Linked DNA regions of Homo sapiens: region 2 is linked to region 1. The links are chromatin loops, found by intact Hi-C in ENCODE. Cell type or tissue: Caco-2. All regions are shown on one strand. Each heading gives the region's core, and the rest is flanking DNA. Links, peaks and the distances in the headings are about the cores only. Region 1 has its middle 41 kb from the start of LINC01948. Region 2 has its middle 50 kb from the start of ANKRD55.

The links. A loop is a pair of places that touch in the nucleus more often than their neighbours do. Peaks named below come from ENCODE experiments on the same cell type or tissue, not always from the same donor. Only the 100,000 strongest peaks of a DNase experiment are listed, where the experiment ranks them.
Region 2: a loop joins it to region 1, with 8 times the contacts of the local background. A loop is called at or near these places in 4 of 110 quality-filtered maps.

The regions. Positions count from the first base shown.
Region 1 is chr5:56,438,358-56,443,741 of GRCh38, reverse strand. No RefSeq gene overlaps it. Among named protein-coding and RNA genes, the nearest start is that of LINC01948, 41 kb to the left of the region's middle. In Caco-2, for the core only: no CTCF peak of the experiment used is centred there; DNase peaks (open chromatin) are centred at 2,091 and 2,501.
Region 2 is chr5:56,280,558-56,285,941 of GRCh38, reverse strand. No RefSeq gene overlaps it. Among named protein-coding and RNA genes, the nearest start is that of ANKRD55, 50 kb to the right of the region's middle. In Caco-2, for the core only: no CTCF peak of the experiment used is centred there; a DNase peak (open chromatin) is centred at 2,801.

The DNA.
Region 1 (5,384 bases), core at 287-5,286:
CTTTTGAATCTTTATTTTTATCCAATTCAAGATGTTTTCCAATTTCTCTTGTGAATTCCTATTTGACCCATGGGTTACTTAGAATATGTTGTTTAATATCCAAATATTAGGGGATTTTAAAAATCTTTTTCTGTTATTGATTTCTTCTTTAACCCTATCATGGTCAGAGGGCATACCTTGGAAGATTTAAATTCTTTTAATATTTTTGAGGTACCACTGTTGCTGAGTAAAGCGCTCTCTAAATGTCAATTAGGTCAAGTTGGTTGACAGTGCTGTTTAGGTTATCTACATTCTTAGTAATTTCCTGTCTATTTTTTCTATTTGATTACTGAGAGAGAAGTGCTAAAGACTCCAACTATAACTGGATTTGTCTATTTACTCTTTCAATTCTGTCAATTTTTGTTTCATGTATTTTGAAGCTACTTTGTTTGACGCATACGCATTTAGGATTATTATGTCTTCTTTATGAATTGACCTCTTTATTATAATCTAATACCCATTCATCCCCGGTAATAATTTCTTGTTCTTAAGTCCGGTTTGTTATTAAGCACTTTGATTTTCTTTTTGTTAGTGTTAGACTACTGTTTGTTTCTCTCCTTTTACTTTTAAACTATCTATGTCTTTAGATATAAAGTGGGTTTCTTGTAGGTAGGATAGAGTCGAGTCTTGCTATTTTCTTTTAATCCCATCTGACAATCTATGTTTTCTAATAAAGTGTTTAGAACATTTACAGTTAATGTGATTATTGATATAGTTAAATTAAAATCCACCATTTTTGTCTGCCTGCTTTTAGATTTATGATTCCGCTTGATCCTGACTTTGTAATTTTTTTCTGTAGGAATTTATTACCAATTCAGATAAATAGATATATAATGGATTGAATGTTTGTGTACCCTCAAAATACATATGTGAAACCCAAACCCCTAATATGATGGTATTTGAAGATAGGGTCTTTGGGAAGTAATTTGGTTTAAATGAAGTTGGGCCCTCTCCGTGATGGGATTAGTGTCCTTATAAGAAGAGGAAGATAAGCCAGAGCCTTCTCTCTCTTCACCATGTGAGGAAACAGCAAAAAGGTGGCCATCTGCAAGTAAGGAAGACGGCCCTCACCAGGAACCAAATCTGCAGGCATCTTGATCTTGGACTTACCAGTCTCCAAAACTGTGAGAAATGAATGTCTGTTGTTTAAGCCACCTGGTCTGTGATACTTCGTTATGGCAGCTCAAGCTAAGACAGTTAGATAGATAGTTTTTATTGTTGCTTTTAAAAAGCAAGTGTTACCCTTTAACCCATAAATTTCATTTCTTCATGTCTATTCCATAGAAAACATTGGCACATGTGCTTAAAAAGATAAGTACAACAAATTTCATCACACTATTGCTTGTAATCATAAAAAATTGAAAATAATCTAAATTTTCATCATTTGGGAAATAATTAAATAAATTTCCATATATCCATTCTATGAAAGATTATACTTCTCTTAAAGCAAATAAGATCAATGAATACATACTGATATGAAGAAAATATGCAACACATATTTAAGTTAGAAAAGCTAGTCATAGTAAAATATGTACCATATAAACAATTTATATATTAAACAAAAATTCCCACCAAATAAATATGTGCATTCCTATATGCAAATAGACATATATGAATGTAAATACTTAGAAAACGCCTGGAGATATGTGCAGTGGAGGGATAATAATGATATACAATGAAGAACAGTGTCAGATTAGGGGAATAGGTAAAGAGAAGTTCTGTTTATCTATATTGTTTTCATATTTATCAATGAAAATCTATTACTTGGGTAACTAAAAATTGAGTTGTGATTAATATTATAGTTTGAAAAGAAGAAAAAAAGACATATATATATAGTAAATTAAAAAATCAGGATTTTTTTTTCTCTTTGACATTTTATTCATCCCACTGGAGTAGGAGATTTGGGTATGGAGAATCAAAAGATTTCTTGATTCTTTGGCTCAATAAAAGACCTTTTCTGCCTTTCATTCTACAACAGCAGTAACTAAAAGCATGGTGAGTGTCCCGGGAGTACACAGTGTGTCTGGGGTGTGTCCTAGTGTGTTCGGTTATGCTCATTCATGCTGAGACATTGCTTTTTGCCCATAAAAGGAGGAATTACAACATCAGACCTGGATTGTTTTCATTTCCAAACAGCCACAAAATGTCAACACAAGACTGTCAATCTCTTGTTCTCTCCTCTCTCACAAACACTCCCTGGAACCCAGGCCAATTGAAGAAAACAGATGCAGGCAGGCACTGTTTTGACAACACTGGAAATGCCTGTGGAAGAGTAAAAATGATTAATATGCTCCTAAAAGAATAGGGAGTGCGCCTTCGGGAGAGATAATTGGATGGGCATCCCTGCTGGTAGATACCCTCTCATACCCAAACGAAGGCACACATTCTCACACAGGTTTCTTCCGAGCAACCCCTTGCTGAGTGTTTCCTGTAACATTTTCATCATGGCAAGGCAGGTGGGGTGAAAGGTTCTTGGAGGATGGGGGAAAGGCTGGAGGATAGCAAAAGTGCCATAATCTCCCTTCAGCCATAAAATGAATAATCTTCAAACAAGCAATAAAATGGATCTTGGTATCTTTTAAAACCAACAAAGAGTTCTCTGAGTTTAGAGGTATTTCATGGGATGTGGTAGTAGACAATGCAATTGCTCATTCTTAATTTATGAGACAGAAAATCTTTGTTTAGCTATCACATGTAAATTAAGGTTGTCTTTGAGTAACTTGAATTACATAACCATCTATGTGCCAAGCAGCTGTCGTTTTCCTATAAGTATATTCTCAGTTGTAAGGAGTCTGGGGGCCAGGCTACCCCCTTATGTTGTGGTGGGGGAAAGAACTTTGGGACTCGGCATCAGAAAAGTCAGCTCTGTTCCTCCTTAGCAGAGTGGTCTTTGATAGGACACTAAACCTCCTTGGACATCAGGCATCTTCATCTGTACTGCAGGGATCTGGATTAGATGAGTAGCCTTCAAGCTGTGGGTAGTTCTAGAGCAGGCTCTAGACTGTGGAACTCTGGGCCCCACCTCCACTTAAAAACTTTAACCAGAGCATCTCTGATATGATCTGTTTAATATTGGAGGTTTGAATAAATGCTTTAAAAAACAAAATTATTCAACACTCATTTTTTCAATAAATACTTACTGAGCTACTACTATGTAACTGGCAGGGGGACTCATCAATGATGGAATGAAGATACCTCCTGCTCTCATGAAGCTCACACCTTACCATTCCACTGGACCAGATGAACTTTAAGGGTCCTTTCCAGACCCAGCATCCTGCTCTTCCATAACACATAAAACAGGTGTCCTGAAGCATTGCCCAGAGAACTTAAAGTTCAACTGTAACTACACAAGGACAGACAGACCAAAAGAGACCTTAAGAGTGATGTGCATTGGAGTTAAGTTGACAAAGTGAACATTTTGGCTCTACTAGTTAGCTAGGTGACGTAACTCAAATTAATTAACCTCCTGTGCCTCAGTTTCTTTATCTATAAAATGAGGGTAATGATAGTACCTACCTCATAAGGTTGTGGTGAGGATAAAAAGACATAATGCATGCAAAGGCTTAGGGCTATGCCTAGAATTCTATAAGTTACGTTAGGTCTTATTAGCTATTATAATGTGCTTTTCCAGGCTTATATCAAGATAAAGTACACTTGAAAAGGTCCTACAAGATGGCCTAATATAGAGCAGAATTCAGCATAAGGTAACACTAACCTGGACTTCCAAGGACCTTCATAATCACTGCCAGCTGTAATATGGCCCGCAAGTGAATCCAAGGGCAAGGTTCAATTAATGTTTCATGTGCACCTAGCACAACACTTACTGTAGGGAAGGCAATCAATAAATATTTATGGAATCAATGAACCTATTCCTCTAATAGCATTTAAAGCTCTGTGGATCGTTTTAGGTTTCATTTAGGGCAATCACTGCCTGAATGCCACCTTTTTCTAAATTGTATTTTTACTTATAAAATATTTCAAACATACAGACAATAAGTTAACAGACACCTATGTACTCACCATCAAGATTACATAAATGCTACCTCAATATATTGACTAATTAGTTTCAGATAGTCTTTTAAGAAATACAATTACAGTCATGCACTACATAATGTTTTGGTCAACAACAGACCACATATATCACCTTGGTCCCATAAGATTATAATACCATATTTTTACTGTACCTTTTCTATGTGTAAATATGTTTAGATACACAAACACTTACCATTTTGTTACAATTGCCCAGTGTTCAGCACAGTATCATGCTGCACAGGTTTGTAGCCTAAGAGAAATAGGCGGTATCTTATAGCCTTGATGTGTCATAGGCTATACTTCTAGGCTTGTGGAAGTACACTCTGCAATGGCCACCCAACAACGAAATCACCTAATGACGCACTTCTCAGAAAGTGTCCCCATTGTGGCCGTGCGCAGTGACTCACACCTGTAATCCCAGAACCCTGGGAGGCCGAGGTGGGCAGATCACCTGAGGTCAGGAGTTCAAGACCAGCGTGGCCAACATGGTGAAACCGTGTCTCTATTAAAATACAAAAATTAGCTGGGCATGATGGCAGGTCCCTGTAATCCCAGCCACTCAGGAGGCCAAGGCAGGAGAATCGCTTGAACCTGGGAGGCGGAGGTTGCAGTGAGCTGAGATCACGCCACTGCACTCCAGCCTGGGCGACAGAGCGAAACTCCATCACGAAAAAAAAAAAAAAGAAAGAAAGAAAGAAGATATCCCCATTGTTAAGCGATGTATGGCTGTATTTAGAGGCCACCAGAACCCCATTCACACTCTCTTCTCTTTGCCAAGATAATCCCTACCTTTAAGTAGATGGGTATCATTCTCAGCATGTGCTTATGCCCATAAAGAACCCATGTGGTGGTTTTGTGTGTATGCACTGCTCACTGGTGGACATTAGGATCCTCCCATGTTTTGATTGTCGCGGACAGAGCTGTAATAATAAACATCCATGTACCAGTCTCCTTGGGGATAGGTAAGAGATAGTGAGCACAACTTCAGCTTTATTAGGTGTTGCCAAATTTCTCTTCACAAGAGTGGTTCCAACACATGCCCCACACTCACAATGCATATAGGTATTTCATCATGCAGACTTTTGTTGTTATTTGCAATCCCTAATTACTTGTGAACAGGAGCATCTTCTTATGTGTTTATTAACCATTTATATTACCTCTTCTGTGAATCGTAAATACCTCTTTCAATTGGATTAACTGTCTCTTTCTTATTAATTTATGAGATTTATTTTTATATAAAGTGCAAGTATCTTCCCCCAGACTGTTTTTTTTCTTCTATCTTTGTTTATGGTCCCTCTTTCTCTCAATTTTTT
Region 2 (5,384 bases), core at 203-5,202, 160 kb after region 1:
ATAAATTGCCTTAAAAAATGTAGGTAGGGCTGGGCACGGTGGCTCACGCCTGTAATCCCAGCACTCTGGGAGGCCAAGGCAGGTGGGTAACCTGAGGTCAGGAGTTCAAGACCAGCCTGGCCAACATGGCGAAACCCCATCTCTACTAAAAATAGAAAAATTAGCTGGGCATGGTGGCACATGCCTGTAGACCCAGCTACTTAGGAGACTGAGGTCGCTTGAACCCGGGAGGCAGATGTTGCAATGAGCTGAGATCACGCCACTGCACTCCAGCCTGGGTGACAGAAGGAGACTTCATCTCAAAAAAAAAAAATGTAGGTAGGCACACAGATCTTGAAGTCATCGGACACGTTTCTAGTCCCAACTCTTACCCTGTTATTCACTTATCTCTTCGGTCATCAGTTTCACCATCTGAAAAATGAGTGGGTAGTATCCTTGATAATAAATATTATTCATTGAATATTTAATAAGTTATAGGCCCTTTACTAAGGACTTCACATACATCATCTAATTGATGCTAACAATAACCTTTTAAGGTATTATCTCTATTTTACAAGTGTGAAACTGAGGCACAGAGAAGTTAAGTAACTTTCCAAAGGCCACTCGGCAAGCAAGTAACTAAGCCAGCATTCAAATACAGATTGACTCAAGTCCACAGGCCACACCTGCCTATAGCCACAATGCCTCCCACTGTGAGATACCACCTCTGGGATCCCTTTCAGATGAACTTCTCCAAGGTGTTATGATTCTTTTAGAGTACAGTTATTTGCAAAAAAAAAAAAAAAGAGAGAGAGAAAATACTTTGAGTGACAGGAGAACAATGGTTCCATGGATAGAAATATGAAACAGAGAGGGATAACAGGGAAAAAAAAATGCATTCTGGTTTGCAACTAGTGAATTTCCTAGTGCTGGCAGAGATGTCCAACAGGCACTTGGAAACTTCAACTAGAACAAGGGACAAAAGCCAGAGCTGAAGATAAAGAACTAAATCCCTTGCAAGGAGGTAATGACTGAAATTAAGCAACTGAAAGAGAATGCCAAGGGAGGAGCCCTGGAAAGAGGAAGGGTCCATCCTTGGGATCAACTGTCTGAGGATGCAGGAAACAGAGAAGGACATATAGGTGCTGAGTAGGAGAACCTCAAGGATGGCGCTTCTGAAGCAAAGTTAAGAAGAATCTGGGCCGGGCACGGTGGCTCGCGCCTGTAATCCCAGCACTTTGGGAGGTCGAGGCGGGCGGATCATGAGGTCAGCAGATCGAGACCGTCCTGGTTAACGCGGTGAAACCCTGTCCCTACTAAAAATACAAAAAATTAGCCGGGCGTGGTGGCGGGCGCCTGTAGTCCCAGCTACTCGGGAGGCTGAGGCAGGAGAATGGCGTGAACCCGGGAGGCGGAGCTTGCAGTGAGAGATTGCGCCACTGCACTCCAGCCTGGGAGACAGAGCAAGACTCCGTCTCAAAAAAAAAAAAAAAAGAAGAAGAAGAATCTGCAGAGGCGATGGCCCACAATGCCAAGTGCCACTCTCTCTGAAGTCAAGGAGATCAAGACCAGGTAAGAAGCCACCGGGATGGACCATTTGGAGTCACTAACAGTTCTCAATGGGCAGGTAGGTTGTGCTGGGGATGAAAGCCTGAATACGATGGGTTAAGAAGTCAGACTGGGAAGAACTGTTCTGGAGGCAGTAGGTGTCTGTAAACTGGGGCCCAGAGTGTTAAACCTGCCCAGGATCACAAGGTTAGTTAGTGACAGAGCCAGGACCATTATTTGGATATGTTAATCTTTTTTCCTTCATACCACACTCCTTGTAGATATGCAAAATTTTCTTTCAAGTTTCTTTCAAATAATAGATCCATTTAGCTTTGTGTGATATATAGAGGAAAGGATGGCTGTCTTACATATGTCTGACTTGGTGAAATTAATATTTCCCTTGGACATATGATGCTTAACAATCTCACTGAAACAACCTCAACAGGTTGTTTCACTGTCACCTGCCTCAGGCCTGAAAAACCACAGTAAAAAGCTTATTCAGTGCAAGATCTAATCAATGCAAAAATCAGTCAAGACTAAACCGATGCGAAATCAATGCAAGACTAGCTGGATGACTGGATCCATGCAATCCCTGGATCTCCTGAATACCAGGAACTCTACTGACCTTCAGCTGCCCACCCACAGGCATGGTGACACTCTGGGCTTGATCATCACCTGAAGCTTTCCCTCATGAAACCCTGACCCCCCATCTCATCTCCTCATCCCTCCATATCTGCTCTTCTACCTCAGAGACACCACAAGCCCCTGATCCTCTGTCTTCTCCTAGTCATCAGCCTGCTCCAGCCTGAACTTCATTGTTGATCACAAGTCCTCTTCTCTCACAGATTCTTCAGCTCCCTCACACCACAATCCTCCTACTGCACCTGCCCAGCAAAACATACAGGCTGGGCAGCAGCACCATAACCAGCCTCATCTGCTCCTTTCACCCTGGCTGCGAAGGCCAACACAGCATCCTGGACCTCCAGCATCAATCTATCCAATAATCCTTTGATTCATCCAGCGTGAACTCCCTCACCTTCACCAAGCCTCAGCTCAGTCTTCACAAGACCTCTCTCTCCTTCTCTTACATCACACCTGGCCTCCTAATGCACCAGGAGACACCAAGGTGATCAGGAAGGACCCGTTTCACCTTCCTGCCCCCTTCACTGTAAGTACATTTACATTCACACTCATCCATTTTTCCTTTTCCCTAGCTGCTGCAGCTTAGATCTTCCTCTTCTTGTTCAGAGTTAACCTTTGCCCTGAGCCACATTCCTTTCTTTCCAGGTGCTACACGCCCAGCCTCTTCCTCCCTCTGGGATGCTTGCCCCCAAAGCTTATAATTATGAGAGCACTTCTCCAGGTCTGAAACACCCACCCCTTGATCAGGTGCTCCTCTAGCTTCTATCAAATCCCTTTCCTCCCCTTCTCACCCAAACTTTCAAAAATGTAGCCTACACTCTTTCTTCTTCCTCATTGTCCATTCCTCAGTTGCTACAGCCTGGCTTCTGCCCTCCTTCCTCAGCTGAAACCAGTCTCCCAGGCTCCCATATGCCAGCTAATGGGCACTTCCCCTCCTTCCTCAGCTGAAACCAGTCTCCCAGGCTCCCATATGCCAGCAAATGGGCACTTCCCCTCCTTCCCTCACCAATCCCTCTGCTTTGTCTACGTTGTTAATGACTCGTTAGTACTAAAAACTCTCCTGGCTTCTATGACCCTACACTTTCATGATTCTCCTCCTCTTTCATTCATTCATTCAAACAAAAAATCACTTATTGGCACTTACTATGTGCCAGGGGTTGCAGGGATCTAGGGGTGAGGAAAACAGACATAACGCCTGTCCTTGTACACCACACTGTCTAGTGGGAGAGACAACAGTAAACAAGACAGGAAACAGTCAATTCTTGTTATTCAGCCTAGTTATGGTCTAGTCTATAAAGTCTCTGCAGACAATGAATTAGTGAACACTGAATCACTGCTCCTGGGAAGAGCCAGGCTCCTTCCAGCCTCTGGTCACAACATTTCATAAACCAAACAATACATGACCTTGTTTTATATGTGTGTCTTTTACAGACATCTTATTTAATGTATATTTATGAGTGATTAATTATATGCAGCATGTTTTAATAAAAAAAACACTAGCTGAGAAGAGTTTAACATTTTCCTGATCCTGAGTAACAAGATTTCTTCCAGGTCAGAGTCTCTCTGTTCATTATAATCACTTCCTGAGCTGCTTTCTCATCTTGCCCTAGCATTCAGGACCAGTGGCCTTAGATTGATGCTTTTATTAATTTGCTGGATTTATTCTCTCTCTCTCTCTCTCTCTCACTTTCTCTCTCTCTCTCTCACATACACACACACACATGCCCCAAAACACAAAATACACACACATTTAGCATTTTTCAACTCAAGTCATCGGAGCTTGTGTCTCATCTCATTGTCATCCTACAAATCATCTTGACACATTTATTTCTGCTTCTCCAACTTTAATTTCTAGGATGCTGATATGGTTTGGCTGTGTCCCCACCCAAATCTCAACTTGAATTGTATATCCCAGAATTCCCACATGTTGTGGGAAAGACCCAAGGGGAAGTAATTGAATCATGGGGGCTGATCTTTCCCGTGCTATTCTCCTGATAGTGAATAAGTCTCGTGAGATCTGACGGGTTTATCAGGACCTTCTGCTTTTGCTCCTTTCTCATTTTTCTCTTGCCACCACCATGTAAGAAGTGCCTTCCTCCTCCCGCCATGATCCTGAGGCCTCCCCAGCCATGTGGAACTGTAAGTCCAATTAAACCTCTTTTTGTTCCCAGTTTCTCATATGTCTTTATCAGCAGCATGGAAAGGGATTAATACAGATGCTGTGTTTAAAATTCAACCTGACACATCATATTTTCCTAAGAATCAAGATGGAATTGCATTAGCCAGAGGTGAATGTGAAGATTACTGTGGATTCAGCGAGGGGCGGAAGTGTAGAAATGAGAATGACTCCAGAGTCAGACAGACTGGGAAAAGATGATGACTGCCATTCACTAACTGAGGCCTCAGGTTAGGCACTTACCTTCTCTGAGCATCAATTTGCTCATCCACAAAGCGGTAGTAAAGGATCTCAAAAGAATGCTGTGAAGATTAGATGTATATTGCATGCAAGTTCCCTAGCAAAGAGTTAGGGCTCAATTAATGCCACTTTCTCCCCCTTTAAACTTATTCAGTTCTCAAGATGATCTCTGTGCCCACTTGCCTGGAGGAATTTTTTGGGCCCACTGGAGCAGGAGCTGGTATTAAGAGCATCTTTCGGTACTGCAGAGAAGGAAATTCTCACGGCTTAAACTTGGAGTGAGAGAGCTCGAAGAGGAGGCAGGAATCTTGGGAAAAGAAGAAAGGGGTGGTGAGACAAGAGGCAGTTTCTAGCATCATGGGGAGGGGAAGAGGAGATCATAACAAGGCATTGTGATGGGGAAGAAAGAGCTGGAGGAAAAGAAGGGAGCAGGCAGAGTGAGGCAACCAACCAAAGCAGGGAAAGCAAATGACTGTCACCACGCGGGCCACCATCTCTACACGGTGGGGGAAGCCAAGCACCTCCTCAGACTCAGCTCACAAGAAGGTGACACTGCAGGGGAAGGCTCTGGGCAGCCCTCATCAGGGTCCAGGGCCCCCAGCCAAGAAGAAGGAGCCTCTATGAAGTCCATTCCCATGGCTAGGCTGCTGAACCCCTAGTGTGGAGACATATGGGGCAAAAGAGAGTGTCAAATGAAATAGGGAACCCAACTATCAGGCCTGGCTGTCATGTGGGTCTAAACTCCAACTACTTTTAATATAAGGACACAGATTTAAGTAAAAAATGGACATACCTCCTG